Regions from separate parts of the Homo sapiens genome. Here all the other regions are linked to region 4. A link is a loop called in an ENCODE intact Hi-C map of the cell type or tissue named here. Cell type or tissue: PC-9. All regions are shown on one strand. Region 1 has its middle 74 kb from the start of BCAR3. Region 2 overlaps BCAR3 (BCAR3 adaptor protein, NSP family member). Region 3 has its middle 57 kb from the start of BCAR3. Region 4 has its middle 33 kb from the start of MIR760.

Region 1 (8,000 bases), 58 kb after region 4:
CTTCCAGCCAAGAACTACTCCTGCCCCTCCTGAATGCCCAGCTCAGTGTGGTGCTGCAGTTACCCTTGGCCAGTGTTACTTAGGAAATTAGCCGGACACTGGAGGGTTAAAAACCTCTCTCTTTTTTGTGAAGGGTAGAGAAAGAGAGATCTTTCCTGTCTATACTATGCTTAGCTTTCGGCGCCTTCCTGTTATCATAATGGTTTTTTGTTGGTGGCAAAAGCCTTTTCAGACCAGTGAGGCAATATTTCACCCTTGGCCACACTTTAAACATTGTTGTCAGGGGCCGGCTAACTGTGCCGCAGGATGTGGGTTGCATCAGCCTGTGATGTATGCTTGTGAGGTTAGTTTGGGGATAATGACTGGCTGGGGTTATACCTAATTTTGCACAATAGTGTTGGGAGAGGGATAACAGGGTGCTAAGAGTTATACACTGAATGCTCTTGGCTAGGAAATGCAGGCCCAGAACCTTCCACCATTCCCTGGCATCTGGCCAACCAGCCCCCTGATGGCCTGAGAAAGGTTCACAGTGCAGACAGCTGGACTTTTCTCCTATTCGGTTCTCTAACAGCCTCTCCTCAGTTGCCACCCACTGTCCCTCCTCCCAAATGCAATAGAAAAATAAAGATAGGTGGCAGTGATACCCAGGGGGTGAACACAGAGCAGAGAACCACACTGGACCTGATAAAGTGACTTGGTGAACGCTGATAGGCAGACATCACTCCTAGCTTTGGTCAGTATTTCTCAGTTCCCAAGAACATTTCTCAGCTATTCTCCTCACCCAGTGCCTATGAGTCTGCTATGCTTTAAAAATGACATACACTAGGAAGTGCAAAGCAGAGTAAGGTTGTAATCACCTTTGAGAATCTAGTGAAAGTGTCATAGATTTAGACCATCATAGAACTGGCTCCCGATTAGGGGTGTTTTCCAGACCAACTCTTTGTCTGCACTGGAACTCTCCTGTTAGGCTTAAGCTGGTCGTCTGGGCTCCATCTACAAGATGGCAGCCAGTTCTTCTTCACACTGGGTCTGCCCTGCAGCTTCCAGCTGACACTTGTTCTTTTCCAGCCACTGGCAGGGCTCCCTGGAAACTCTTCTTTGTCCTCCCCTGGCCCTGTATCCTGATGGATCAGGCCAAGGCGTTGACCTAGAGCAGTGCAGACCAGAGGCCGCAGCTTTATACTCCTCTTTCTCTGGTCTCTGACAGGTACAAATGCTAGGCAGGCTGCCCTCATCTCCCTTATGAACCAAGACACTAGTCCTCCTGACTTCGGGAGTGCTGCCTGCTGATGGGTCGGTCCTTCCCTGGGAGTTGCCTTCAGCCAGTGGGAGCTGCCTCCCAAAAGTTACATGCCCCAGGCACAAGTGGACGATGCAGCAGTACCAAGGGCTCCTCCTTTCCCTCCATTCAAGATATCTCTGAAGGGCCAACTTGGCTTCAGAGCTCCCCGTGAGATCAGTTGAGGCCTCTAGTACGATTTTGCACTACTCAACCTTGTGTCCGAGCCTCCTTTCTCTCCCTCATGGGTATTGTTCCCAAGAGCACATTTGCATGTAAATTTCCTTCTCAAAGTCTGTTTCCCAGACAACCTGACCCATGGCACTTAGAAATAATGGGCAAGAGGCTGCCAGCACAGAGGCCAGCATGTGCATTCTGCAGGCTACTCTCACACCAGCAAGGAAGCTGTGTGGTGGGAGAAGCAATGCCTGGAGACTGTACACCCAAGAGATTGGGAGGGTGATGAATGAATGACCCAGAGGAGGAAGAGTTGACTCTGGAGGATGCCTGCCTAGCCCTCTGCAACCCATGCAGGATTGCCTTTTCCCAATTGAAGGAAGAGGAGAAAAAATGAAGTGCAGAGGAGTCGTGATGCTCGCTGAAGGGTCAACTATTTATACAACAGTTAACCCAACACATATTGCAAAATGATCTTACTCCTTGTTGCCTAGGCAAACTTCCCTCCCAGTCATTGCTTCTCTCCCTTGAAAGTTGGCCTCGGAATTGGTGCAGCGAGACTTCCCAGCAGCTGTCTCAGTGGAGTGAGATGTGAACGCAAAGTGGACATCAGAGAAAAGAGAAAATGGGGGGAGCTGCTGTCTGCTCCACTCCTCTGTGGGAGAAGAGTGGTGTGGAGGAGAGAGGTCATCAGGTAGGCCTGGCCCAACTTCTTTGGCCGGGCTTCAGCCCCCAGGCCCCATGATTGTGTGCCCCTTTTGGAAGACCACTCCTCACTATAACAGAAGACAGGAGTAAAGGTCTTCCTCTTTGCACCTCAACATGGATTCCAGAGGCTAAAACACACTAACCTGCCCATCAGACCCAGAACAGACCCCAACCGGCAGAGACTTTCCTACTGTGGGAGCTGAACTGGAACTGCAGCTAGTCAGGGGACATGCCTGCAGGTCCTCCCCACCCCTCCCTAACTCCAAAGAGGCCAGTCCAGCTCAGCATCTCTGCCTTTTCCATTCCAGGCAACTCTAGAAGCCTAGAGTGTAAATTTTGTAAGGCCAGGCACCCCCACATTTGGGGATAACCATTACATAGCACTTGGCACAGCAGCCATAGGAATGCCAGGGACTAGTCATCAAAGCCATGAGACTCTCTGAGTGCTGTTGATGCCAAAAATCACTCTAACCCTTCCCAGAGGCTGCACCTGGGCATTCCCTGGAGTGTTCCTTATGGAGCATGGACAGTGGGCACAGACACACTTCTTTCCAAATGGAATATTGCCTCTTAGGAACTAACCAAGGCCCTTTCAGTTTCTGTTAAGGTTTTTGTTCAAAAGTAATTTTTAAAAATGTTTTATAACCATTTTAATTGGAATTGGAAAATTAGCACATATACTGACTTGCTTTATCAGCTTTTCCCCCACCTTTTAAGAGATCCCAGAGAATAGGAGAAATGAAATGCAAAATTTACAAGAACTTGTATAACATAAAGTGGTGCTGGGCTCTTCGGTTAGTCACCAGGGTGGTTCCTGGCATGAAGCACCAGCCATTCGTGTCCCATGCAAAGGAGGGTTCTGGACGACTTCAGGGTGGTGGGGTGTTGATTATTAGACCAGGGAGTGGTATTACAGAGATAGAATGGCTTGGGAAGGGGTTAAGAGTGAACACTCCAATAACAGCCTTTGGGTGACCCTGGGCCAACCATTGTTTTCTAAGAGAAGGGGAACCCAAGCCACCAAGGGCACTAACACACAAGGGGGAAAGAAAACAATTCTAGACCACTGCATGCAATTAAAGAGCAGCTTAATTTGGTTCTTTTAGGTTATAGATCACTCTCAAATCCTGCTTATCAGTTCTGTGCATTTTGTCTGTGCTATTGGCAGTTCTCCACAATTCACTGAAATTGTCAGAGGCTCTAGACAGGAGAGCCACAAAGCCCATGAAACTGGGGACGTATTCTCCCCACTCTTACTTGTCAAGAGCAGGTGAACTTCAGTAGCAAGCTGGCTCCTGCTGTGGGAATTTCCACTCTGTTTGGCTTGAGCCCTGGAGTCAGTGTGACTCCAGATAACCTCGAGATGGGACACAACAAAAAATTTAAATGATACAAAAGTCCCTGTCATTAGATATTATCTTAGATAATTTTAAGTGATTAAATGTTTCCTCCCTTTTGCATGCACGCACACACATGCACACGCACACGTACAACACACACATACCTCTTCACTCTATATCTTTTTATATATAGTCGTGTGTAGCTTAATGATGGGGATACATTTGGAAAAATGCATTATTAGGTGATTTTATCATTGTGCAAACATCATAAAGTGCACTTACACAAACCTAGATGGTATAACCTGCTGCATACCTCTGCTATAGACTATAGCCTATTGTTCCTAGGCTACAAACCTTTACAGCATGTTACTGTACTGAATACTGTAGGCAACTGCATCAGAATGCTAAGTATTTGTGTATCTAAACATGTCTGAACATAGAAAAGATACAGTAGAGCTACAATATAAAGATTTAAAATGGTACACCTGTATAGGGCACTTACCATGAATGGAGCTTGCAGGACTGGAAGTTGTTCTGGGTGAGTCAGTGAGTGAGTGGTGAGTGAATGTGAAGGCCTAGGACATTACTGTGCACTACTGAGGACTTTATAAACACTGTACACTCAGGCTACACTAAATTTATTTTAAAACTTTATTTTTCTTTCTTCAATAATACATTAACTTTTTAACTTTATAAATGTTTTATTTTTTTAACTTTTTTGATTCTTTCATAACACAACACACAAACATGTTATACAGCTATGCAAAAATATTTTCTTTATATTCATATTTGTTAAGCTTTTTTCTATTTTTAAAATTTTTTACTTAATATTTTTAGTTTTTAAGTTTTTTGTTTTGTTAAAAACTAAGACACAAGCACACACGATTAGCCTCAGCCTAGGCAGGGTCAGGATGATCAGCATCACTGTGTTTCACCTCCACATCTTGTCCCACTGGAAGGTCTTCAGGGGCAACATACATGGAGCTGTCCTCTCCTAGGATAACAGTACCTTCTTCTGGAATACCTCCTGAAGCAACTGCCTGAGGCTGTTTTACAGTTAACTTTTTTTTAGTAGGGGTACACTCTAAAATAACATAAAATTATAGTATAATAAACACATAAACAAGTATCATAGTCATTTATTATCATCAATTATGGAGTACTCTACATAATTGTATGTGCTAGGCTTCTCTATGACTGGCAGTGCAATATGTTTGTTTACACCAGCATCACCACAAACATGTGAGGAATGCACTGCACTGCGATGTTACCACAGCTATGACATCACTAGACAACAGGAATTTTTCAGCTCCATTATAATCTTATGGGACCACTGTCATATATGTGAGTCATCATTGACTGTATATATTTCTGATTCTTCATCTGCACAATGGAGATAAAAAAGTAAGTCTGGCTCAATTTCACCTCTGAGATATGTTTTGTGGGTCAAACCATATTATGCAAGCTCTCCAAAAAGATGAAGTGCTGTAGAAATGGAAGGTATTTCCACTAAAAACCATAATTTCATCATTTGTTATCTGATTACTCTCTCTCTTGCCCTTTGTGTTCAGGGAACAATGGAGGCCTGCGATTTGGAGTTAAACTCTCAGTGATCTCTGTGTTGACAACACCAAAGCTAGAGGAATCCAGTAGGATGTGGGCATGGTTTTCCCGGAAGGCTGACTGAGCAGTTCTGCAAATGTTTGCAAGTACAGGGCAGAATTTCATCCAGCCTCAGAACCTTGAGCCAAGACTCAGCATCAGCAAAGCCAAAAGTTTCATTTCTTCGACTGTGGGAGTGCTAGTCCCAACCTTTAGATGGCCATTCAGTTTTAAGTTCAATAAGCATTTTGATTGAGAAATACTTTGCTGAGGAGTGAAAAGTCCTTGGCTTTGAAAGACGAATGATGAGCAGTTCAGTGGCCCATGTCACAGTCCAGGCACCTGCCAAAGGTGACTCCCTGGGAGGAGCATCTTAGTCACAGAGCCAGTGCCTGCTGTAGGTGTGCAGAAGGGTGCATGTGTGTGTGTGTGTGTGTGTGTGTATGTGTACGTGTACATGTGTGTTGGGGGAAGGGAGCAAGGTTGTGGGAGCATTTCTTATCTGCTCTTCTCTGCAAGATTTCCTGTGATTTAAGTCACATTAAAGTACCCATAAGCCCGTAATGCAAAAGAACCCCAAAACCAGCCCAGCAGCCAACCATGGCAGCAAGTAGATGCTCTGGTCTTTAGATAGTCAGAAATGACACTTCTGGGCTCTCAGGCAGTCAGTGGGTTGAGCTCCCCATTAAAGTCCCCCTGCCAAGTCTGGAATAGTCCTAGTCCCGTGTGTGTGTGTGTGTGTGTGTGTGTGTGTGTGTGTGTGTGTGTGTGTACCCGCGTGCATATGCGCGCATGCAGTGCAGGGTCTGCATACCTAAAGCAGATGAAATTCTGCAGAATGGCTGCCTCACTAGACAAAGTCAAGAAGACAGACCGAGGAGAGAGAGGTTGATGTGTCTCCACTACCAAGAGATAGGCTTCTCTAAGCCAGCGAGACATCCCATCCAACAATATGAAACTGGCCACATTTCCTTGAGATGTCAACGTTGAAAGTGTAGCTGCATCTTTATTCTTCACTGTTATGAAGTTGGGTGCAACACAGCTTGAGTGGAATACAAAAACACCGCTTGGAAACACATGATCTGGATTTGAATCGCAGCTGTATCATTCACCTGCTATAGACTTTGAGCAAGACCTCTCTGAGGTTATTTCTTCACAGTAGGTAGAGACAAGACTTACTTCAAAGGTTCTTAAAGTTGAACCTGAGTCAATGAATGCAAAAGTGTTCACATTTAAACTGTAATTTTAAAGCACAATACAAGTAAATAGCATTAATATCATTAGAGAGATTAACTTAGCACTGTGCGTCACATGATTCATCACGGGCCATCTGTGAGATATCAAATAGAGAGGTGAAGCCTGCAGTAATAAAAAATACTGCCATAGCTATAACCAGTGTACTCTTCTCTTCCTAAACAAACAACAAACAAATCTTGCCAGAGTCAAAAGGCAACAGTTTCGACTGCTTTTTCTGTTTTCTTGAAAGACAGAAGTCAAGCTTAGTCCCTTCTCTATGAGAAATGGTGAAGGAGGCACTCTCTTTGTTAGAGCTATGGAGTGTGGCCATGTGTGGATCAAGCCAACGTCCTGCCTTCACTGGGCTCACAGACAACACTCACAAATGTCACAGAGCTCAGATCACCCCTCTCCAACACTTTTTCCTTCATCAAAGAAAGTGCGTCCAAATGCAAATGAGAGCAATGATACCGTATGCATACCCATGAATCCACTCTTTGCTCATTCTTATTTTGAATGCACTCCTATTTCAAACCTTTGGTACTTCCTATTATTGATAACAAATTACTTCACAACCGATTGACATGTGATGGCACAACTGAAAGTCAAGATTGAGGACAAATGTCTGCAGCCGTGGGTGGGGGCAGGAATTTGTTTTATGCATCTTAGTATTTCCAATGCCCAGGTAGATGCTCATTGCTGACTTGAATTGGCCCTAGCCTGGGAAGGAGAAACCTCACAGCTCCCTACCCATGAGCTCTGGGGCCATTCCTAATGCAGAGGGGCTAGTTGGGTAGTCATAGCCCTTTTAGGAGCATCACAGTCATGACAAGAGACCAGAAATGGCCTCTACAGGAGATTTCAATGTAGGACAAACCAGCTCCCTTCACACTCTGTGGTAGTGACAGTTTTAAGTGGAGGAGTAAGTGCCCAGCTTCTTTCATGCCTGCCTTTGAAGAGGGTGGCCTCTTGCCAGCAAGAAGTGTCTGAGGTTTGGGTGGGTGAGAGCTGGATGAAATGAGTGTGTAGGTGGTACTGCCCAGGGAATAAATGTGAAAAGCCAAAGCAAACCTTCAAGTGCACAGCAAAGAGATGCATTCTCAGCTGTGTTCCTAAAGACATTCAAAATCACATGCGTCTATCTGGGTCATGTGGGCGGATCTGTAACCCAGGGCATCCACAGATACCAGAGCCAAAGCTGGCATGGCTGTTCCCCGCCAGGCTGGGGAGGCCTTGCCAGGGCAGCAGCCCCAGCCACACGCCCTTGTGTTGGAGCAGTCTGGAGGCTGCCAGCCTGTGGGGCTGGCTGAGAGCACCAGCATGTGGGGAATCTTCTAGATAATTTGTCACAAGTGTGCTAATGGCTCTGGGGGCCAAGAGGAAAGGGGTGATACAGCATGTTTGGAGACTGGAATGTGTAAATGAGTTGCTCTGTGAATTATTTGATATTTTCTCCCTGCAGTTTAGAAGAAAACTAGGTCCGATGGGCTTGGCCAAGGTTTATGAGGCAAAGCAGGGCTTCTGAGGTGAAGTTACATGGCTGTTTGAGCCCGAGGCATGGCAGGATTGCTGCCATAGTCTGGAAACCTCTCTGGTGATACCAGGCCAGCTTGGTACCAGGTATAAAGTTACCCAGGTCAGAAAATGCAGAGGCTTCA
Region 2 (8,000 bases), 180 kb after region 4:
GGAAAGACCTGCCCCCATGATTCAATTACCTCCCACCAGGTCCCTCCCACAACACATGGGAATTCAAGATGAGATTTGGGTGGGGACACAGCCAAACCATATCATGGGTGAATCTTGAATACATTACGTTGAGTGAAAGTAGACAGTCTCAAAGGCTACGTACTCTAAAATTACATTTGTATGATATTCTGGAAAAGGCAAAACTTATAGTGACAGAAAACAAATAAATGGTTGAAAAGAGGTTGGAGAAGAGATGAAGTACACCAAGGAGCTTCCAGGGATGATAGAAATAGAAATATCGTGATTGTAGTGGTAGTTACCCAACTGGGGTTGGCTGTCAGTGCTCATGGAATTGTACTGAAAAGGGTGACTTTTGCTGAATGCAAATTATACCCAATAAGCCTGACCTTAAAAAGCAAGCTAGGCTGGGTGTGGTGGCTCACGCCCTTTGGGAGGCCGAGGCAGGCGGATCACAAGGTCAGGAGTTCGAGACCAGCTTGGCCAACATGGTGAAGCCCCTGACTACTAACTAAAAAAATACAAAAATTACCCGGGCATGGTGGCATGCGCCTGTAATCCCAGCTACTCGGGAGGCGGAGGCAGGAGAATTGCTTGAACCTGAGAGGTGGAGGTTGCAGTGAGCAAAGATTGCGCCACTGCACTCCAGACTGGGCGATAGAGCCAGAGTGTATCAAAACAGACAAAAAAAGGCAAGTTAAAGCCTTGTATTTCAGTCCTTAAGTGCTGCCACCTCAGTAGGAGAAATTTTCCATTTTGAGATGGGCCACACCAGGGAGGCCAGACCCTTGATGAGATGGAAAAAGTGCCGAGCTTGAAGATTTTTGACTGCAGTGGCTCATTCAACAGATATTTTTTAGTATATACCATGTGTTTGTAATTGTTCAGTCAGGTCAGACCAGGTGGGAAGAAAGTGTTACCAGGAGCCTAACCTGAGATAGTCGCAGTGGGAATGGAAAGTTAGGCCACATGGTGAAGGGCTTTTAGAGATAGAATTAAGACCCAGTTATTAGGGAAGCTGAGAGATTCTAACAGGATGTAAATGGTGCAGGTGAGGGAGAGAAGCTAGGGGCAGTTCCTGGGACCACACCAGTACCTAGCATTGTGCCAGAAGCCAGTAAATAGGGAGGAAAGGAGATGTCCATTTGGAAACCTTGTTACCACAGTGACGTTAATCTTCGAGCATTTGTGGATATCTTTAGACCAAGGGGTCAGCAAACTATAGCCTAAGACCAAATCTAGCCCACCACCTATTTTTATATGACCACTAAGCTAAAAGTGGATTTTATATTTTAATATGGCTTTTTTTTTATGTGGAGTTTCGCTCTTGTTGCCCAGGCTGGAGTGCAACCATGCAATCTCGGCTCACTGCAACCTCTGCCTCCCAGGTTCAAGCAATTCTCCTGCCTCAGCCTCCCAAGTAGCTGGGATTATAGGCACCCGCCACCACGCCTGGCTAATTTTTTATATTTTTATTAGAGACGGGGTTTCATCATGTTGGTCAGGCTGGTCTTGAACTCCTGACCTCAGGTGATCCACTGCCTCGGCCTCCTGAAGTGCTAAAATGGCTTCTTAAAAATCAAAAGAAGAGTGGCAAAATTACATAAAGTTCCAGTTTTTATGTGCATCCATAGTTTTATTGGAACACAGCAATGCCCATTCATTTATGTATTGTCTGTGGCTGCTTTTCCTATAATGGTGGGATTGAGTACAGATTCTACTCCACTTACGATGGGGCTACATCCCAATAAACCCATCATCAATTGAAAATATCATAAGTTGAAAATGCATTTAATACACCTAATCTAGAGAATATTATAGCTTAGCCTACTGAATATTATAGTTTACCCCAGCATCACCTAAGAGTATCATAGTGCATGTTGCTAGGCCAGAAAAGATCACATTTCAAAATTTGAAGTACAGTTTCTACTGAATATATATCACTTCAGCACCGTCGTAAAGTTGAAAATCAGTGGAACCATTGTTAAGTTAGGGCCTCTGTAGTTGTGACACTATGGCCTCAAAAGCCTAACAGAACCTTTTACAGAGTTTTCTGACCCTTGCTCTAGGCTGTTTGCACCTTTGCTGTTTCTGTTTTGCCTTCCCAATAATGCATAACAGGCTTTCAACAAAAGTGAGTCCTTGGGCAAATTTTATGATCTTGCACAATCACAAGGATAGTGCTTTTGTCACACTGTGCAGGATTTGGACGCATCTCTGCATCTTATGAGGTGTACCTGTCAGCTCTGAGCAGCATCTCTCTGCTGCCCTGGTCGGTTCTGGCATCTTTAGCCCAGATGGATGAACAGGTGTGTGGGGGCAGCATGGGTACTTGAACCCTGACTGCTCCTGCCTGGGGCTTGCGTGGATAACTCCTCAGGCCAGACACTGCTTTGTCCATGCAGCCTGAGATGGGTTTTCTTGTGCCACAAGTCAGAGAGAAGGGACTTCTCACTGGGCCTCCTGAACTTGATGGTTTGAGATAAGGTCAAACCCTGGAGCTGCCCTCTGGAGGTGCTGAAAGGAACATGGTCTGGCCAGTGAGAGGAATAAGACCAGATTTACATTCTGTGTGAATTTGTATTCTGTGCTGCAGGCATCAGCCTTGAAGCTGAGGCACCATCCTCCCTAACTCGAGGAAGGATTCTTCTGAGATCCCGAACTGTAGGGATGACTGAGAGACTCAAAAACTAACAGGCAGGCAAGAATTGAAACTGTGGCTTCTGACGGGACTCAGCTCCATATTGGACTTCGAATCTGGTGTGGCCTGTCCACCTCTAACCTCATCTCCTGCCACCCCAATAGTCACTGTCCTCTGCCACCCTGGCTTTCCCTAGTGTCTCTGGGGCTTTGCCTTCCCATTGGCCTGGAAGGTTCTGAGGCAGAATAGCTGAGAGGTTTGGAGTGAGTGCTAGGACACTGCTGTGGGTTGAATTGTGTCCCCCAAAAGCGATATGTTGAAGTCTTAACCCCCAGTAACTGTGAATGGTGACCTTATTGGGAAATAGGGTCATTGCAGATATAATCAAATTAAGATGAGGTCATATTTGACAAGGATGGGCCCTAATCCACTGACTGGTGTCCTTATAAGAAGAAGATTTGGACCAGACACAGGTGTAGAGGGAGAAGGCCATGTGAGGACAGATAGAGACTGGGGGATGAGTCTGCAAGCCGAGGAGTGCTAGCAACCACCAGAGGTGAGGAAGAGGCAAGGCAGGCTCCTCCCTGCAACCTTTGGAGCCATTGTGGCCCTCCGGATACTTTATATAGGATTTTTAGCCTCCAGAGCTGTGAGACAATAGAAACATTTCTATTTTAAAGTAGCCAAGTTTGTGGTAATTGGTCTTGGCAGTCCTGGAAACTAATACAAATCCAGAGCCCGGTTTTAGCCGTTTCTTGGTTGTATGACCTTGGGCAAGTTACTGAAGTTCTCTGGAGCTCAATTTCCTTAACAGTAAATGGGAAGATCGGGGATTAAACAGTGAATACATGTGAAGTTCTTAGTTCTTAGCACAGTGCCCCACATGTACTTAGCACTCAGTAAATACCAGCTATATGGCTGGTTCATTTGACACATTTCACTGCCTCAGAACAGCCTTCCCTGACATCCGTACTAAAAGCAGTCCCCAAGTCACTATCTCATTACTCTGTATATTATCCTCATTTGTCCCAAATTTTATTTATTTTATTTTTTTTGAAACAAGGTCTGGCTTTGTCACCCAGGCTGGAGTGCAGTGGCGCAATCTCAGCTCACTGTAATTTCTGCCTCCCAGGCTCAAGCCATCCTCCCACTTCAGCCTCATGAGTAGCTGGGTCTACAGGCATGCACCATCACACCTGGCTGATTTTTGTATTTTTTTTTTTTTTTAGAGACCTGGTTTCACCATCATGTTGGCCAGGCTGGTCTCAAACTTGTGAGCTCAAGTGATTCGCCTGCCTTGGCCTCCCAAAGTGCTGAGATTACAGGTTTGAGCCACCACACCCGGCCTTATTTGTTTACTTTTAAAAATAAGACTTCTCACTAGCATGTGAGTCCTGAGGACAAAGACCCTTCTTTTGTTTAGTGAGTGAGCACCCACACCAGATGCACAAGGGCGTTTATTTTAATTTTTAATTTTTGTGAGTACAGAGTAGGTGTATATGAGATATTTTGATACAGGCATACAATGTGTAATAATCACATCAGGGTAAATGGGGCATCCATCACCATTTATCCTTTGAGTTACAAACAATCCAATTGTACTCTTCAGTTATTTTAAAATGTACACACACTGGGCACTTAAATTTAGGGAAGGGGGAATGAGGTTGTTCTAAAAATTTTATATTTTGCAAAGCAGGTAATGCTGATGTCTCTAAAATTTTTCCAGAAATCCTTCGGTGTTTTTATTGCAAAACAGCAAAGAGGTTCCCGCACCTAACCTCAGTCTACCTTCTCTTGCCCACCTGGTACAGGATAAAAACTGTGGGGTTGCTGTTGTCACCTTAAATACTCACATATTTGGGCAGAGATATACACTGTTTTTAAAAGTGTAGTTCTGGCAACTTCTATGACTTAGACCTATCTACTCTTTGGGAGATCTTGTTAACTATAGGGAGTCAGTAACTTCAACACCAAAACGAGAGGCCTGGATTGCTAGCTTTAGAATCATTTGCTGTTAAGCTCTGCCCTCTAGTGCTCATCAGTGTCACAACAGTTCAGCATTTGGCTACAATTCGGTTTCTAAATATTCTAAGAGCTTTTAATATTAAATGTAATAGCATGTCAGGACTTGTATTCAACTTCAGAAAGAAGAGCTGTGTTTACAATACATGAAAATGCAGATTTAAATTGTCAAGGAATTTTATTATTAGAATTAATTGTCAATGTTCTTGAATGAAGAGCTCTAAAATGCTATGATACTGTATGTAGATTTTGAGATAGGAGGTTTGCATTTGGCCCAAAGTGTTACCTCCGGTAACCAAGAAGTTTCCTGGGAACAACTTGTATTTGAATTGTGATTTGGTATCTGAAAAAACATCTCGGCTTGGCAGGAAGGATGCTGGTATTGGGTAAGGCAGAAGACTCCATGCCTGGGAGACAGCGTGTGCCCAGGCTGACTGGAGCAGGAGAGAACAGTGGGAGGAGCCTTGGGAGAAGCAGTAGGTGCTCCATGTTGCTTGAATGGGAAAAGAGATTCCGAGAAGAAGATCACGTTAAGAAATGAGTTTGGGAGGAATTTTATTTATTGCCAAACTGTCTAACTACATATAACTTTGCAACTTGCTTTTTTCATTGGACATCATTCCATATTAAACGTATGGGCCTCCCTCCTTCTTTCGAATGGGTACCCAGTATTCCATTGTATGAAATACAGTTATAGTTAACTAGTTGCCTACTGACATTTGGGTTTTGCTAATGTTCTGTTAGAAACAATTTTGTGGTTAGTACATAGTCATTTAGTAAGTATTTGTTGAGTCTCTTCCCTGTGCTGGTCACTGTTCCAGGGGCTGAGGATACAGCAGTGAACAAAACAATATCCCTGCCCCTGTGGAGCTTTTACTCTGGGGGTGGAGGACTGGAAAGACAATAAGAAAGACAGTCAAGTCAATCCTGTTAGCTGACGATGAGTGCTTAGCAGAAAAGATGCATCAGGGAAAGCAGCTATGAAAGTTGGAGTAAGGGGACATTAAATTTTAGATAGGGTGACCAGGGAAGGGCCTCACCAAGAAGGTGACTTTTGAGTGGAAATACAAGTCAACTGTAATGTCTAAGGGGAAGAAGAAGGGCAAGGCTTTGAAGCCAGGGTCCGCCTCTTCCATGGAGGAACGAGGAGGCCAGAGGCTGGAGCTGGTGAAAGCAGCTGGTGTTAGAGTGGCAGAAGGTGATGTGCGAGGGATTGTGTGTCAGAGTAAAGACTTCAATTTTTTCTGGAATGAGATGGGAGGCATCTCAGGTTCACTTTGGCTTCTGTGTTGCTGCTAGACTGCAGGGGACAGGGGCAGAAGCAGGGAGACCAGTGAGGAGGCTACTGTGATTGTCCAGATGAGAGATGATGGTAGTTTGGACCTGTGAGAGCAGGGGAGGTGGTAAATAAGGGGGTTCTAGGAATGTAACGTGAAGGCAGAGCCATCAGCACTTCCTGATGGATTGGACATGAGGTGGGAGAAGAGAGGAGCCATGCTTGACACTGGTAGGATGGTGCTGTTGTCAGTGGAGGTGGCTTGGTGTGCGTTAGTGTAAGAATTTTCAGAAGATAAAAATCTAGGAGTAGAATGATTCAGTGTCACATAATGGGTCAAAATAAAACTTCTTGGCAACCGAAAGTTTTTTTTATTTGTCGTTTCTTACATTTTTCTCAGTTTCTAATTTTTTTCTAATAGTGTTTTTATGATAGTTACTTATAAAAATAAAAACACCCCTGTAATTATATCCCTTAGTCTACTCCATAGGTAAGATACTGAAAACTTATGGCTCAATCAAAATTATGTAAAGCAAGTAACTTAAATATTAGAGCAGAAGTTCTTAAATTCATTTGTCTCAAGACTTTTTAAATTATTGAGGACCCTAAAAAGTTTTTGTTATGTGACTTCTAGCTATTGATACTCATCATGTTAGAAATTAAAATGGAATATTTTAAAATGTTTATTTAACTTATTTTTACTTGATGAGCATTTCATGTAATTCATTTAAAAATAAGAATAAACCCATTATATACCAGTGAATGTACATTTGTGGTAAGAATGACATTGTTTTACATATTTGCACATCTCTTTAGTGTCTGATAGAACACAACTTGATTCTTATATTTGCTTCGGTGTTCACTCTGTTGTTTTGTGTTACTTTGGTTGAAGTCTCAAATAATGTGGCCCTGCACAGGTATGCAGTTCAGAAAGGGAGGAGTATTTTAATAGCCTCTTCAGATCATTATAGTTGTTGGTCTTTGATACTAGAGTTCAACAAGTTGTAGTTCCTTAAAAGTTAACTGCAATGTGGACTCTGAAATCCTGTCAATGAACTTGTTTTATTTCCTTAAAATTCAATTTGAATGGATCTCTCTTGCAATTTGAATGGATCTTTTACCCATGCATGAGTTTATATCATCATGCATTGGCCATTTGAAAAATATTGGTTTACGAGTTATGCAGATCTTATAAATGTTACATATTTCACTATGTAATATCAGAACTCACATTCATTAATATGACCACCGATCTCATCAGAAAAATCATTAAAGTATTGGAAAGCTGTCAAACTCATGTGGTGAATACAAGTTTTCCAAAATTCTAATTTTCACTTGAAACCTGGAATTTTATCATTGGCAACAAACACTGTCTGTTGTTTTCCTTGAAGTAACAGGCTCACTTTGTTCGTTTTTCAGAAAATGGCTGCCAAATAAATACCCGAGTCTGAATAACCAAGTTTGTCAGACATTCTTTGAAGTAAAAATTGTGCTCTATGAAAAAGCAGCTAGTTGAGCCCACAATTCAATTGCACAGTTGCTTTTCCTTCACACAAACTCTGTGCTTGGAAACACAGCAGAATTGTTTTCTGTGCATGTCCTGTTGCATTGTATAGAATACTAAAGAGACATGTACTCGAGGGCCCATATTTAATAAAGTGAGTAATTCTCACTGCTTCATCAAAGACTTCTAGGTGGAACTGGCTATTTTTCTTCAATTCTTTGAGCCAATGGGAGTCAAGAGTGCAATGGCCCCTGGTAGAGTTTGGTGCCTCTGCCTTGCTTTGTGCTGAGGCACCAGGAATTAACCCATCATAGCTTTTGCACCACCAGTATAAATGTCAACCCAGTGAAACAGGCAAAAAATGTCTCTGTATTATTATGAAAATAAGTTTTGACCTCTCAGACCCCCAGAAGACCCCCCAGCCTGCAGATCAGCCTGTGGAACACACTTTGAGCACCACTGTACCAGAGGGTCTTTTGCTACTTAAGAGACTAAAAGCTGCAAAAACACTTAAAACACAAATAATCCCCTCTTGTTTA
Region 3 (8,000 bases), 75 kb after region 4:
GGCAAACGGAGAGAACGTTTCCAGGGTCCCCTGGGAGTAGCAGGTTTTAATCACAGCCTGTGTGAGGAACACTTAACTGAGATTTGGGAGATTATCAGAAACTATTAGCACCTAGTCAACTCAGGAGTCAATAAGCCTCTTGCTTTAAACTTTGAACTGTAGTTTTCCACTTTCTTCCTAAGACTATAAAGACACAGTTTTGGTGGTTACATGGAGCAACTCTGCTTGCTGAATTCTCACTCCAGAGAGCTCTTTGGATTATAGCAGGAGGCATAATCCAGCAAGCATAATGTCCCTCACCTTAATTCTCCTATTCCTAAGTCTTCTGGTTAGCAAATAGCTCTTCAAAAGAGACGTCTTCACTCTGATACCCTGCACCACTCACCTTCCCTTCTCCAGTGCCCTGGATAAATTCAAAGGGATATTTTAGGAGTGAGGAACACTGTTTGGAGATGCCAGACCCAGACAACTCTCCATTCTCCTGTCTACACTGAAACACCATGTGGTGGAGGCAGGTACACGGGCTCTGATTTAAATTAAGACTCCATCACTTACCATCTGGGTTAGATGGACAAATGATTTAACCTCTTTGGAGCTAGTTTTTAATCTGTCAATATGCGTTCCTTACCACATCATTGTGAAGATTAAATTTAAAAAATAAGGCCGGGAGTGATGGCTCATGCCTATAATTCCAGCACTTTGGGAGGCCAAGGCGGGTGGAACACCTGAGGTCAGGAGTATGAGACCAGCCTGGCCAACATGATGAAACCCTGTCTCTACTAATAATACAAAAAAATTAGCTGGGTGTGGTGGTGCACGCCTGTAATCCCAGCTACTCGAGAGGCTGAGGCAGGAGAATCACTTGAAGCCGGGAGGTGGAGGTTGCAGTGAGCCGATAGCGCCATTGCACTCCAGCCTGGGCGACAAGAGTGAAACTCTGTCTCCAGTAATAATAATAATAATAAAATAAAATAATAGCTTCCAGTTATTGAGCACTTGCTATGTGCTAAGCATTATTGTAAGTGCTTTATGAATATTAGCTCATTTAATCCTTACAACAACCTTATGAAGTAGTCACTTTCATCATCTTTGTTTTACTGAAAAGACAACCCGGGCACAGAGAGTAATTTCCCCATGGTCAGAGTTAACAAGTGTCACAGTGAGGCATCACAAACAGTCTGACCTGAGTCCATGATCTTGATATTGAACTGTAATGGCTTTGTGGAGGTATCAGGCATTAATAATAATATAGGCTGTTATTATTCAGCATGTTTTCCCCAAGTTGCAAGCCAGTATAAAAGTCTGGGCCCTGCTGCCGTTGCTGTCATTGGGATGTTGGGGCCTAACCACTAACCCCTACCATTAACTGATGTTAGTTACAACTTCCTTCAAGTGCCACATTCTAAATTACATTTCTGGCTCCATTGAGCATATTTCCTGAAGCCACCTAACAGATTTAGGCACTGGTCACTTGATGTCAGCCGAGCAAGGACTCTAGCTCAGAGACAAGCAGGCAAAAAGCCACGCTTTCACCCTGGCCATCTGCAGCTGTTGTCAATAAAGCCGGTTGCAGAGGATATGGAAGTCGGCAGACGCGCTTGCATCTAAGGGCTGAACACAAGGCTGTCAGCTGGAAACACAGCCAGTGCTTTCGGCTAATTCCTAACTTCCTATTAGAAATAAACAAAAAGCCCGCCCTACTGAATTTCCCACTTGGCTTCTCTGCTTGGCAGCTAGTCCCTAATGCCTATCACCTAAGATAGCAAAGATATTAGGCCGGGCTGCTGGACTAGAACAAAAAGGATGGGAAAGGCCGCCTCTTCCCTGACCTCTGCTCCGCTGAGCGACTGATCCTGTGGGAATCTAGATGCATCAGGGTTTTTGGGGCGGGAAGGAGCAGGGGCCAGCATGTGGGGTGAGGGGAGTACTAAGCAGAAGACAAAAGAAGGAAAGAATGTTGAGTGAGCAGAGTGGACAACAAGCTCAAGGACCCATTCCTGTTAGTGGTCTCCCTGCATCTTGCTGGAAGTTCAGGCCCACCCAGGGCCCACTGAGCAAGTCTGTCTTTGGGTGAGGACAGACCCTGACAGACTGATGGGACTGGGGTTGCAGGGAGATTCTGTCTGAGGATCTAGAGGCTGCTCTCTGTGCAGTTAAAAGTGGATGGCCCAGCTTGTGGCTGAGGCTGGAAGCCTCTCCCTCCACAGCATGCCCCTTTGACTTTGTGCTGTTAACGCCTGTGTCTGTGGGAAAGAACATCTCTGTGGACATGCTGAGTTTCCTAGGCCTGGATGCCACACACACCTAGCCATTGTTGTCGGCATTTGGTGTCACCATGAGCAGCTTCCTGGGTGACAAGATACCTGCCGGAGTTGACTTGACTTTTCTCCCCAGATGAAAATGCCTTCCTGTTGTGATTTTGTGCCACCACGTATCAAATTTGGGCTGGTATTTCGGAGGCTCTTTTCTTTTTCTTTCTTTCTTTTTTTTTTTTTTGAGACGGAGTTTCACTCTGTCACCCAGGCTGGAGTGCAGTGGCATGATCTCGGCTCACTGCACCCTCCGCCTCCCAGGTTCAAGCAATTCTGCTTCCTCAGCCTCCCGAGTAGCTGGGATTACAGGCATGGGCCATGATGCCTGGCTAATTTTTTATATTTTTTGTAGAGACGGGGTTTCACCATGTTGGCCAGGCTAGTCTCAAACTCCTGACCTCAGGTGATCCACCCGCCTCAGGCTCCCAAAGTGCTGGGATTACAGGCATGAGCCACTGCACCTGGCCAGCTCTTTTCTTCCATGTACTGTACTCATTTTTTAGGCATATTCCATCCCCTTAGGGCAGGGCTGAGTACGTAATTGGTAGGGCTCAGTGCACAATGAACATGTAGGGAGGGCCTCATTCTAAAGTTATTAAGAATTGCAAGATGACAATCGCAGAGCATTAAACCAGCTGTGGGATCCTTCCAGCTCAGGGCCCTGCATGCGTTCTAAGAGGCTACATTTCTATAGGCAAGGTTAACTGGGTCAAAGATGACACTATACATTTTTGGTCATTTTTTATTTTAGAATATTTTAATACTGTATTAAAAGATTAAAACATAAAGATTTTAATCAGTCATTACTAGTTCTTTTTTAAATATAGAGGTCCTTAAATTTGGGAGATATGAACATCTAGGCACCCCTTCTATTAACACTTAACTGATTCTAATCACTACTTAACCCTAATTTTCACCCATCCTTGAGTAGCACTGCATTTCCCATCTCACAGGCTCCTCTGTGGCTCTGAAATGTCTCGTCTTAACTGGAGTAGGGGTCATCTAAGGTTGCGGCAGCTGTCATGTAACCATGCCACCCAGAGAGGACAATTTCCCTGGGGAAAGGAAGTTTATTTCCCAGTTGTACCGCTTGAAACCCAGGGAGCAGAACCTGGGAGATTAACACCTACAGCACAGAGGACGAAAAACGTTCAGTATTGTCCAGCAAGTCAAGGTGGGAATTCCAGGAGATTAGAGGCAGTGCCAGGTGCCTTTCCACCAGTTGCTTGGGTGGGGTCAGGAAAACATATCCTCAGAGGACAGAGGCCAAGGCTTTGCCCCTCTGCTCTTCCCACGGCTCCTATTCTCTGGCCCTGGCTCTCAGGTTATCCTTTGTTCACCTGAAGGGTCCTAACTAAAGTTGCCAGATTCAACTAATAATAAATACAAAGTTCAAATTTAACTGGATAGACTGTATTTTATCTGGCACCCCCAGTCCTAACCCTGGCACCCCCCGCCCCACCCTGTCTTGGCTGACTCAGGACTGGCTTCTTAATGACTGTAACTGCTCCCCGACCAGTGCTCTCCCCACCAGCATCTCCCACCAGGCTTCCTTGGACTTAGCTGCTGATCTGCCTTGCCCTGCCCTGCCCAGCCCTCTGATGGGGACTTCACAGACAAGCTGTTAACCACCATGGAAGATGCCAGTGCCAGGCGGAGACTCATCTCCGACCTGCGGTCAGCTCTGCCGGGACCTCTGTGCATTCCTTCCCAGTGCAGCTCATCCTTGGCACTGAGACCCATGGCGGGGGAGGGCGGAGCACAAGCTTAGCTCCATCACCGGCCTGCAGGGTAGGCTCAGAGTGCATTGAGGTGGTAACTGTGGCTTGGGAATGCCTATTAGACAAGTTATTCTCCTCAATTTCATTTCATTTTAAATTTCCCTTTTTGGAAATGAGCATGAAAGTATTGAGTGTCAGGAATGTCCACATTTCTTGATGATATGTCATTGAATCCTCATAACAATACTATGAGGTGAGTAATATTGTCCCTACTTTGAAGATGAAAAAACTAAGGTTCCACCACCTTACTATTGGTAGATTTCAAAGCTTGAATTAAACTCTGATCTTCTAAATCCAAGCCCAGGAGCTGGGTGCAGTGGCTCATGCTTGTAACCCCAGCACTTTGAGAGGCCAAGGCAGGAGGATCGCTTCAAGCCAGGAGTTCAAGATCAGCCAAGGCAGCAAAGCAAGACCCCGTCTTTAAAAAATAAAAATAAAAAAATAAGGCTGGCATGGTTGTGCTTGCTTATCCTAGCTACTTGTGAGGTTGAGATGGAAGGATCACCTGAGCCCAGGATTTCAAGGTTACAGTGAGCTATGATCACATCACTGCACTCTAGCCTGGGTGACAGAGCAAGAGCCCATCTTGAAAAAAATTACCCCAAGCCCATGCTTTATTGTTGCACAGTTTCATCATTGACCACCCAAACAGAAACTTTTGAATAATTAATTGTTCATACCTCACTCTTTCTCCAATCTGATCCCTATGTCCTTATGATTTTGCCACTGAAATGCCTCTTGATACCACTGTATTGGCTTCCTAGGGTTGCTGTAACAAATGACCACAGACTGGGTGGCTTAAAACAACATGAATTTATTCTTACAGTTCAGGAGGCCAAAAGTCCAGAATCAAGATGTCAGCAGGGTCGGTTCCTTCTGGAGACTCCAAGGGGAGAACCATCCTGTGCCTGTCTCCTTGCTTCCGGTGATTGCCAACATCCCCGACATTCCTTGGCTTGTAGCTGCATCACTCCAGGCTCTGCCTCTGTTGTCACATGGCTTCTTCCCTGTGTGTCTCTCTGTGCTTAGGTACATCTCTCTCTCCTCTTTCTTATATAGGCATCAATTACTAGATTTAGGGCCCTCCCGAATCCACTATGTCCTCATCGTAACTAATTACACCTGCAAAAGACCCTATTTCCAAATAGGATCACATTCTGAGGTTCTGGGTGAACAGGAATTCTTGGGGGACACCATTCAACCCAGTACAACTGCTATCTCTCTACTCCAGACTTTCACCATCACCACTGTTCTGCTTTGAGGCTTTCCCCTCTCCAATTCATACATTGCTCAAAAATTTGCTTTCTGAAAAGCAAATCTGACCACAGCACTCCACAACTTAAAAATGGTCACATATCTAAATGGCTTCTAGCAGTGGTTCTCAAACTTGAGTGTGCAAAAGGATCACCTGGAGAGCTTCTTAAAACTCAGGTTAGAGAGCCCCATCCCAGAGCTTCTGATCCAACAGGAGAAGCTGGAATCTGCATTTCAACATGCGTAAGATGATTCTGATGCAGATGGACCGTAGACCATGCTTTCAGAAAGGTCTATAGCATAAAATGCAAAAGCCTAACAAAACCCAGCACACAGAAAGCACTCAACGAAAGTTAACCATGATGATTTTTTATTTTCATAGCTTTGCTCATTTTGCCTACTTTTCCTGGGAATTTTTTCCCTCCTTTTATCACTTGGAATAGTTTCTTTTATCCTTCAAAATCCAGTGACGAGGCCATCATCTCTGTAAAATCTTCCTGGACCCCCTTAGTGCCATATTAGTTACTGTCTTCTTGTCCATTCCCCCATAATTATTGCTGGTATTCTTTGTTCCATTACCATATTATGCAAAGGAATCACACATATTTCTGTCTACATACATGAACAGTTTGAGGGCACCTACCATTCTGTAGGGCTTAGTAGAGTGTCTGGCATATTTTATAATTAAACTGCTTATTGGCCAGGCACGGTGGCTCACGCCTGTAATCCCAGCACTTTGGGAGGCCAAGGCGGGCAGATCACCTGAGGTCAGGAGTTTGAGACCAGCCTCTAACATGATGAAACCCCGTTTCTACTAAAAATACAAAAAATTAGCTGGGTGCAGTGGCACGCGCTTGTAATCCCATCTACTCAGGAGGCTGAGGCAGGAGAATAGCTTGAACCAGGGAGGTGGAGGTTGCAGTAAGCCGAGATCGCGCCATTGCACTCCAGCTTGGGCAACAAGAGTGAAACTCCATCTCAAAAACAAAAAATAAATAAATAAACTTCTTATCACATCTCTTCATACAATTGAATGTTCAATTTATTGTTTTAAAATGGAATTGCATGATTCTTTTCTTAATTTAATTCAATAATTATACTAGCTCCTCTTTCTTCCTACCACGCTGTCTGTTTTCTCTCTCCCAGATGCTCCAAGTTTCACACTGTGGTCAGTGTGCAGTGACTAGTCTGGCTGGATTGTTTTGCATTCCAAATACCTTATTTAGGAACTAGGGCTTACCACCCACTCATAGATACAACCCTCAATTCTGGTGGCAGGAATGTTCTTTCTCTGCTCTGCCTGCAGAATCCATAGGAAGGCCACCAAATGCTGTGCTTCAAACTCCTAAGGAAGTTTGGCTCCTACCAGTGGAAGCTAGAAGCTTATTTACTGGCGCAGGCCATGGAAGCGAGCTGCCTTGGTCCAAAATATCATCTTTTCTCTCTGAGAATATTATCTCAAGACCACTTTATGCAATAAATGGATAAATGAGCTTTTCATGGGCCTGTAAAGATTTTTGAGACTTGAAAAACTATATGTATTTTTCAAAATAAGGAAAGGAAACTCCAGAATCAAAATTGATAAATTGAATTAAATGTCTACAAAATATAAAATGATTCCAACTAGCCAGCTGCATCTGAGCTCAACTCTGATGTGGTTATATATGTTCTATTTCATGTGGAGCACATTTTAATAATTTTTTAATATGGGATGTGGTCTCCGAAAGCAAAAGTGCCTGATGTTTGGGAAGTTCTCAAAATGATCCCATGTTGTCTGCCATGACAGAGCTCACGGCTTTGAGTGGAGTCCATGTGAGGAGTGGGAGAGGAGGGTCCTTATCTGGACAGTCAGATCCAGAGAATCACATGGAAAATCATCCCACAATCCAGGCTTTTGGAATGTGGTTCCACATGTGAAAGAGCATTTGTGTAGATGATTGCTGCTCAGCTTTTGACACTGAGGTCCAAGCCAATTCTGACCAGGCCAGAGGGGGCACCAGAGGCCCGGATCCACCAAACCCAAAGGGCCTAAAACTCACATTGTTTGCATTGCATCAACAAATATCTACTGAGCCCTGTTATGTGTCTAGAACTCTGCTAGTGATGGGGAACACCACAGTGAGCAAGATAGGCACCATCCCTGCCTCAAGGAGCTTACAGAGCAGTTAAACAAACTCCAAGAAGCTAACCACCAATAGAAGAAGGAATGCAAAGGGATGTGCAGATTATCATGGGTGTCTGGTAGAGAGGTTAACCTAGTCTGGGAGTGAGGGAGGACCACTCAGAGGAACTAACATTTAGTATGATAACTGAAGGGTGAGTAGGAGTCAGCCACAGGAAAGCGTTTCGCACAGAAAGCCCCGTGCTGCCTTAACATGGTGTCAGATGCCAGGAATGGGCATCCTCTGTGTGCCCGCTATTCTGAAGCCCCTTCTGATTGGCCCAGTAACATCTCTGAATCCCTGCCTTGGCTTCCTGATTTGCCTTGAGTGCTGGAACTACAGATAGCTTTGCCGACGTTGCTGGGGCCCTCCCCGCCTGGAAGTAACAGCCTCTGCACTAGATGGTTTGCCCTGGGTGGCCCATGCAAAGCTGTACTGCTGCTGCCACCTGTTCCCAGGTACCGCCACTGCCCTGGAACACCACACCCCCT
Region 4 (8,000 bases):
AATGGTAGCTTTCAAAAACCATGGAAGTGACCCACTGGGAATGCTGGGCTCTCAGCCCCAAAAACCAGAGAGCAATGCCAGACCATGGTGCCTGCTGCCCCCCGCACTGGGGGTGACCCCCTTCAGCCCCTGCTTTGATGCCCAGTGGCCCATTTCTTCCCTCATACTTAAAAGTGCCTGCTCACATATAAGGCTAAATCAAACTCCTGCAGAAACATGACAGGAAGCTGAAAAGATAACATAAAGCAGAAGCAGGGATTCCTGTTACCAGAACAGTGTTGGTTGAACAGGATGTGGGGGGATCAGGGAAACAGATGGCTGAGAAGCAGATATTGCGGAACCATCCAGGAAGTTATTGCCCTCCCAAGCTCAGGACAGAGGCTAGTTCTATTATTATGACTTTTTTTTTTGAGGGGGTGGTGGTTTAATGTACTGATTGCTTGCCTGCCCCTGAAGGCAGTTTTAGGACTTCAGCAAAATACAAGTTAGCACCTGTTTTTGTAAGTATAGCTAAGATAGTTTTAGTTTGGGGGGTTTTGTTTTGTTCTATCTTCATTTTTTGTTGCATTCCTGAATATCTTGTTCCTAGCTATGGTGGTTGTTTTGACATTGTCAATCAAGAATTCAGTGGGCAATAGCTTAAATGCCTTCAGTATTACCATCTATTGCTTGTTTAAACAGAGTTTTAATTTCTTTTTTTTTTTTTTTTTTTTTTTTTGAGATGGAGTCTAGCTCTGTCGCCGAGGCTAGAATGCAGTGGTGCAACCTTGGCTCACTGCAACCTCCGCCTCCTGGGTTCAAGCGATTCTCCTGCCTCAGCCTCTTGAGTAACTGGGATTACAGGCGCCCACCACCACACACAGCTAATTTTTGTATTTTTAGTAGAGATGGGGTTTCACTGTGTTGGCCAGGCTAGTCTCGAACTCCTGACCTCGTGATCTGCCTGCCTCAACCTCCCAAAGTGCTGGGATTCAAGCGTGAGCCACTGCGCCCAGCCCAGAGTTTTAATTTCTAAAGGATTTTGTGAATTATTCACCAATGAAAGCAAAGCTATAAATTGCAGCATAATTTCAAAATATTGCTTGGGGGATATGATCATGAGAAAACATAAAACTCTATTCTCCTGTCAATTCCTGAGCAAAAATTATCCTACAGTGATAGAATAAACTAGTCACAGTGGGCTTTCTGTGCAGCTAATTTATTTTATGTGCCTACTGTGTGCCAGGTATAGCACTAGATTCTGGGTATACAGTGGTGATTAAGACAGCATAGTCCTCACTCTCTTGGAATTTTCTAGTATAGTTTTCCAACTAGCAGCTGGCCTTTTGCATATCTGGATAGCCTGAATACGTACCTCTTGTTCTTTCAGTAGTAATAATATGTTTGTGAATGTTCCATTCACATTCTTCCCCAGCATCCTTTGTATGTAGAGTGTACTATACACATGGCTGAGGGATCAGGGAAGGTGTGAATCAGATCCTGTAAACCTAGCACAGGCCCTGACCACGGCAGCATTCTTCTAACCTCCTAATCAGTGAGATAAGTGTGGTTGCTACCTAATAAACCACTGTAAAATTACATTAGAACTCCTCATTTATATTTTTTGGCTCAAACATGTTCTCCGTGTGTCTGTTGGTGTATAGCGCATCTCTATACAAATGTACATGGCCCTTTCCCATGTTTTATTTCATTTTCCCTTCAGAAGAAGCCTGTGCAGCAGAATGAATCAGGCAATGGTATCTCACACATGGATGAAAAGTGACTTCCCTCCCCATTCTTCTGGGGAGGGCTGCTTCCCCGCTTTGCGAAGCCCCACCTCTTACAACCTAATCTGCAGCGCCAGCTTTACCAAGTGAGGTTCACTTTATATTCAGCATTTACTGAGTCATCAATCCCCAGGAATCTCAAGATACCAAAAATATGGAGACCCCACAGAGAAAGCTCAAGTTCACTACTGCAAATGCCTCTGTTCTGAAGAGTAAATTCGAGTAAGAAAAGAAACAACTAATCATGTTTATGCTGAGAAATGTTTCTCTTCTTTCTCTCCTTCTTGATCTGCTTATTTCTCATAGTTCCCCGTCTCTGAGCTTCTCCCTGGGGCCTACAAAATGCATCTCGCTGGCATCCTAGGAGAGCACTGAATAAATATAAAGTGATAATGAGGAGGCGGCAGCTCTGGGCCACCTGGGAGGTGATAAGTGCAGCCAAGAGGCCCGGTGGGACCTGAATGCCTGCTCAGACAGCCCAGGGATCTCAGGTGTGATATAATTGTTGCTCAGCTTGTTTCCTTTACCCAATAAACTGTAGCTCTGTGGGGGCAAGTTGTATATTGTGCTCTCCATATAGCCCTAACGCAGTGCCTGGTGCTCCATAAATAGTTATTAAAAGTAGGAAAGAAGGCAGGCAGGCAAGGAGGAAGGAATGTGTGGGGGTGCACCTAAGCTTCTGAGGTTGTACAGAAAATGTGGACAGAAACCTAAAGTCTAGGTAGGAGCGGAGTTTGCACTCCGTCTTTTAAGACAGAATCCCTGGGTTAGTTCAGGTGAAAGCCCCGTGGATTAAACCTGTTTGATGCCTGGTTTGTGGGAGTCAAGGGATGTATGCGCCTCCTCTCCTGGCTGCCACACAGGAGCTGTGTTCAGTCTCACAGGGGCATCATCAGCCTGGGAGCAGCTGTGTGGCTGTAACACCAGTGGATGCCGGTGTAACAGCTGGTACACACACCAGTGGTGACCCCCAGATGGGCCCACAGGGCAGAAACACTAAAGGCCAGGCCTCCTTCTCCATGAGGGCTGCCCAGAGTTCCTTCACAACAGCGACAAAGGCAGAGCCCAAGCCCATTGGAGGTTTTGCAGGTAGTGGACGTGAGTCCTGAAGAGCAGCTTTACCACTCCAGGGACCACCAGGCCCTGCCCGCCTAGAAGTCATAGCAGCCAGTGTAGACTTTAGCTTAGGAATACACTGCATGACCATCTCTGTGGGACCCCTTCGCCCTCAACCATCCTGTGAGATGTGGAAATTGAGGTTCAATAAGGCTGAATAACTTGCCTAAGGTCACACAACCAGTGAAGTGTCAGAGTTCGTACTCAGGGCATCTGGTCCTTTGTCAATCACATCAGCAGAGGCATAGCAGCTGCAATGTTGAGAATACACTTGATCTTAGCCAAAAGGCCAAGAAGTGATGCAATGTTGAGAATAACCAGCAGAGGACAGCCTCCACCAAGAGGCCATTTACTGCCTTTGCAGAGATCAAAGCTAACATACCAGTATTGGGGCATATGTCACCATGTGCTCCCTGCTCCCTGACAAGATACACTGAAAAGGATCCAACATCAATTCTGTGATTTTCCTGTCATAAAAAATTTACCTAAACCTAATCCTGAAATACCAGATAAACTCAAAATCAGGGGCAGTCTGCTAAGCAACTGGCTAGTACCCTTCAAAATTGCTAAGGTCCAAAAAGTCAAAGAAAGGCAGAACTGTTCCAGGTTAAAGGAGGGCCATACAGCTAAATGCAATTAAATGCAATAAATGATTGATCTTTCATTGGATCCTGGGCTGAGAAAAAAGCAATACAAAATGTAAAGGACATTATTGGGACAATTGACGTAATCTGAATTTGAACTGTGGTTTAGATAGTAGTATTGTATCAATGTTAAGTTTCCTAAAGTTGCAATCATAATATGTTTACATAACAGAATGTCTTTGATCCCGAAATATTAAGGGGTAAAGGGGTACAATGTTTCCAACTAGCTTTAAAATAGTCAAGGAAGAACACAGAGATAGTAATAAGGCCACAAAAGAAATGGAGCACAATGAAAGCAATAGGTGAATCTGGGCAAAGGGCACATGGAAGTCCCTTATACTGTACTTACAATTTTTCTGTAACTTTTAAATTATATCCATATTAAAAGTGAATGAGAGAGAGAGAGAAACTGTCCTAGTTTTTCAGAGCTTTGGACTTGTGGTAGCCACACCCGATTTGAGTCAGTGAAAGCTTTCTCATTGAGGGGGTGGGGGCAGTGAGGTGAGGCCTCTTTTTAGTAAAGTGTGGCTTCAGCCCACTGTGGAGCCCTGACCTTTGCCCTGGACTGACCAGAGTGACTGCACACAAAGCTTACCTGATAATAGATTTACCTGACCTATGAGACGGCCTTTGCTTAAACATTTTGAGGGAGTGAATATAATTCACACCTATAGGTGGAGGAAGAACAGTGGACCAAGCTGAAGGCAGAATGGAGCTCTGGGGGCTGGGGACACAGGGAGCATTCCAGGGCCTGTGAAATACAGAGAAGGAGAAAGGAGGGTCATCTGGGGGAGGGATGCAGGGTGGAACCACCACCTACAGCTTTGCTGGGGCAATCCTTCCAAAAGGTAAGACTGCTGGAATCTGAATGAGCAGGGGAAATGTTAACAGTAAAAAGACTGCTATGAGGGGTAGCCATGAAAAAGGACATAGAGTAGAAAAAGCCGATGGAGATGATATAGACAATGATGTGTGTTAGAACCACTTGGAGGACTATTGGAATTCTGATTCTTTTAGGCCTGGGATAGGGGGGTAGAGAATTTACATTTCTAACAAACTACCTGGTGCTGCTGGTCTGGACCACACTGTGAGTTGCAGTGGTGTTGCAGATGATTGTGTCCAGCCCACCCTGGAGGGGTAATGCCTGTGAGGAACATGTGAGAGTCACAATCAAAGAGGTCCAGGGTTGACCCTGTGGTGCCTCTAGCTGGGCAGTAGGGATTAGGGACAGACAGCCTCATGGATGAAATGCCACTTAAACTGGGTTTCAGAGGAGCTGGGGTAGAGGAGGGCCTTCTAAGGAAGCAAAGACCTAGAAAACAGTCCAGTCCAGTTCATCATTTGGGTTTCCCAGGGAAATGGTGGGCAGAAAGGCAGTTGAAGGGCCTGAGTGCCAGGTCAGGAGTTTGGACCATATTTGGCAGGTGGTGCAGAGCCTATGGTGGAGACATGACAGAGAGAGGGCTTTCAAAAGATTGACCTGATAGAGGTATGAAGAGGTATGAAGGGCAGATAGGAGAGGGGGAGACTTGAGGTAGGAAAACTAGACAGGAGGTCCCAGCGGTGGGCTTCCTGGGACGGAAGGGCCTGGGGAAAGGGGATGGTAAGGGTGCGTGGAAAATAAGGGAGTTTAAGCATTCTAGCTAAGTGGGAAGTAGAATTACACAAAGAATCCATTTGTTCTATTAGACTTTTGGCCTTGAGTTACCACCAAAATTGATATGAAGCATTCAAGTCTTCAAAGATGTTTTTTAAAAAAATCAATCCATTAAATGTATTTACAGGACATTTATTACTAAAAATTAAGCACGAGCTTTCATATGAACATCTTCAAAAGTCTCCTAAGCAGCAAGTGGGCAGATGGAGACAATGATGTGCTGGGAAACGTTTACCAACAGGCTGGGAGTCAGGAGAGCCCTGATTTGTAGCGAATGTCAGTTTCCGAGCTATAAAATTCTCTCATAATGGCCGATTTCAAGCTAACAACATGATGTCAACTAGCTTGTAAAATTCCAAAAATATGTCAGTTGGCTCTTGGGAGCCAGTACAAGCTGTTTCTAGCACACTCCAGAATGTAGAACAAATGACAGGAAATGGTTGGAGCCACTGCATAAGTAGTGAGTAAGTTTCTTTTCAGCATTGGTTTCTGAACCCAGAAAGCCAGGATTACCTGTGGAAGAAGCTCACAGGCCAGGTGACTTTGGGCCCCAAGCATTGGAGCATCAGTTAACAACAGTTCTTTCCAAAGAATGGAAAATGGCGGATAGGTTGGATTTGTTCCAAAGCCCCAAAGCCAGGAGGATTATTTTACATAATAGAGAAGCATAAAGGAAAGGGAAGAGTCTTAAAACTAAGAGGAAAGAGACCCGGTGTTTGCACTTATCTCTGTCTCTGATACTTAGCAGCTGTGTGCTTAACTGCTTTGAGCCTCACCCTCTGTCTTTGAAAGCAAGGACAATACTAATAGTATACACAGCTCCATGCAAAGCCTAGAAGGCATTCCATATCAGTCAGACTTCACAACCCTCCCTTTCTTCCCTGCTACAGCATTCACCCCTCTCCACTTAGGTTTATGCTGCCCCAGACCCTGTATCTGTCCCATAGAAACTATCCTCTCACGTCTGAGGGATGTCCCACACCTTCAGGGTAGATCTGGAAGCCGCACTGGCCAGTCTGCTGCAGAGAAGAAGGCAAAGGGAGAGAAGCTGATTGTGTCCCCATCAGCTTTCACGGCTGTGCTTTGGTCCCTCACGAGCTGTACTTCCTGCCCTTGGATTCTAGTCTTTCTTTTTTTCTGATAATTTTTTCTTTTGGCTTAAAATTGGGATTCTGTTACCTGTAACCCAAAGAGCCTGAGACACCCTAATTATCTTCCTTCAAAAATTCTGGTAGAGACAAAAGACACTGGCCTGGGAATCAGATTTGAGTTTTGACCTTGGACAAATGACTTCACCTCTCTGGGTCTTGGTTTCTCATCTGTAAGATGAACCAATGAACCAAATGAATGTAAATGAATTTTAGCACTAGTGTACTGCTCTGTTCTACATATCTTTAGCCTAATGGGAGTATATTAGAGTTAAATGCCCACTCAATTCCACTAGTCAGAAATGAGTTGATTTGAATGACCAGAGAGCTTTGGACAGTATTTGCACAGTACTGATTAACTCCCTAGCCAGTACTATCTGGGCACGGGTGACACCTTAGTTCGCCTGGTGTCTGTAGAGGGTCCTGGAACTTGTGTAGGATTGTGAAAGGCTGCTGACAGTGGGCCTTGGCATGCATGGAGAAGGATGATGCTGCAGGGACATGTGGTTTTCATGAACATTTTTGAAGCCATGAAAGTGTCCTAGGGTTCCTGACCTGGCATCAGAGTGTGCTGATGTGGGCCAGTTTCCTGTCTGAGACTTTGAGAGATGGATGGGAAGAGGTGAATATTTCATCAGTCATAACCACGTTTAGTATTCACCCTGGGAGATGCTTTCCCTGTGCTAAGGGAAAACTTAAGGGCTAGTTGTCAAAAAAGTCTTTTTGTGTGTGTGTGGTAACAATAAAATAGTAATTGCTATGGAAGATGCGTATATTTATAAACTATAAAGAAGAAAGTGAAATAATCTGTTAACCAAAGACCTGGAGATAACTTCTAACAGCAATTTCTTTTTTTTTTTTTTTTGAGATGGAGTCTTGCTCTGTCACCCAGGCTGGAGTAAAGTGGCATGATCTCGGCTCACTGCAACCTCCGCCTCACGGGTTCAAGCAATTCTCCTGCCTCAGCCTCCCGAGTAGCTGGGATTACAGGCACATGCCACCATGCCTGCTAATTTTTGTATTTTTTTTTAGTAGAGCTATCTTGGCCAGGCTGGTCTCGAACTCCTGACCTCAGGTGATCCACCTGCCTTGACCTCCCAAAGTTCTGGGATTACAGGCGTGAGCCACCGCATCGGGCCAGCAGTTCCATTTATATCCTTCTAACTGCATGCCACCAGGTTTTACACCGTCTTATAAACTGCTTATCTTAAAAATGTTTGGGAGAATTCCTCGTTAAAGACCTTTATTGGGTCTTCAATGATTTTTTTTTTTTTTTTTTTTTATCTTTTTGAGACGAAGTCTTGCTCTGTCGCCCAGGCTGGAGTGCAAAGGCGCTATCTAGGCTTGCTGCAACCTCTGCCTCCCAGGTTCAAGCAATTCTCCTGCCTCAGCCTCCCGAGTGGTTGGGATTACAGGCACCCACAGCCACGCCCAGCTAATTTTTGTATTTTTAGTAGAGATAGGGTTTTGCCATGTTGGTCAGAGTGGTCTCAAACTCCTAACCCCAGGTGATCCGCCCACCTCGGCCTCCCAAAGTGCTGGGATTACAGGCATGAGCTACCGTGCCCAGCAGGTCTTTAATGATTTAAGATCAAATAGTACCAAAGACTTTATCGTGAGAAATAGAAGTTACCTGCCCCACGACTCCCCCCACCACCACCCCTCAGCC

The links. Hi-C counts contacts between places; a loop is a spot of excess contacts. Peaks named below come from ENCODE experiments on the same cell type or tissue, not always from the same donor. Only the 100,000 strongest peaks of a DNase experiment are listed, where the experiment ranks them.
Region 1: a loop joins it to region 4, with 8 times the contacts of the local background. A loop is called at or near these places in 14 of 110 quality-filtered maps.
Region 2: it touches region 4 in a loop (14-fold over the local background); 106 of 110 quality-filtered maps call a loop at or near these places.
Region 3: a loop joins it to region 4, with 13 times the contacts of the local background. A loop is called at or near these places in 24 of 110 quality-filtered maps.

What each region holds. Positions count from the first base shown.
Region 1 is chr1:93,751,422-93,759,421 of GRCh38, reverse strand. It overlaps a transcript of BCAR3 not described here. Among named protein-coding and RNA genes, the nearest start is that of BCAR3, 74 kb to the right of the region's middle. RefSeq lists an enhancer at 5,035-5,329. In PC-9, CTCF peaks have their summits at 443 and 645; DNase peaks (open chromatin) are centred at 271, 3,841 and 4,781; H3K4me3 peaks cover 586 bases; H3K27ac peaks cover 6,312 bases.
Region 2 is chr1:93,626,348-93,634,347 of GRCh38, reverse strand. The region is part of intron 3 of BCAR3 (BCAR3 adaptor protein, NSP family member); the gene reads left to right. Among named protein-coding and RNA genes, the nearest start is that of BCAR3-AS1, 38 kb to the right of the region's middle. In PC-9, CTCF peaks have their summits at 2,316, 2,521 (motif pointing left), 4,509 and 4,711 (motif pointing left); DNase peaks (open chromatin) are centred at 2,541 and 4,667; H3K27ac peaks cover 3,563 bases.
Region 3 is chr1:93,734,532-93,742,531 of GRCh38, reverse strand. It overlaps a transcript of BCAR3 not described here. Among named protein-coding and RNA genes, the nearest start is that of BCAR3, 57 kb to the right of the region's middle. RefSeq lists an enhancer at 3,765-4,964. In PC-9, CTCF peaks have their summits at 7,111 and 7,315; DNase peaks (open chromatin) are centred at 2,841, 4,151 and 6,591; H3K27ac peaks cover 4,550 bases.
Region 4 is chr1:93,809,389-93,817,388 of GRCh38, reverse strand. It overlaps a transcript of BCAR3 not described here. Among named protein-coding and RNA genes, the nearest start is that of MIR760, 33 kb to the left of the region's middle. RefSeq lists an enhancer at 2,776-3,316. In PC-9, CTCF peaks have their summits at 3,192 (motif pointing right) and 4,185; DNase peaks (open chromatin) are centred at 3,208 and 4,098; H3K4me3 peaks cover 564 bases; H3K27ac peaks cover 2,832 bases.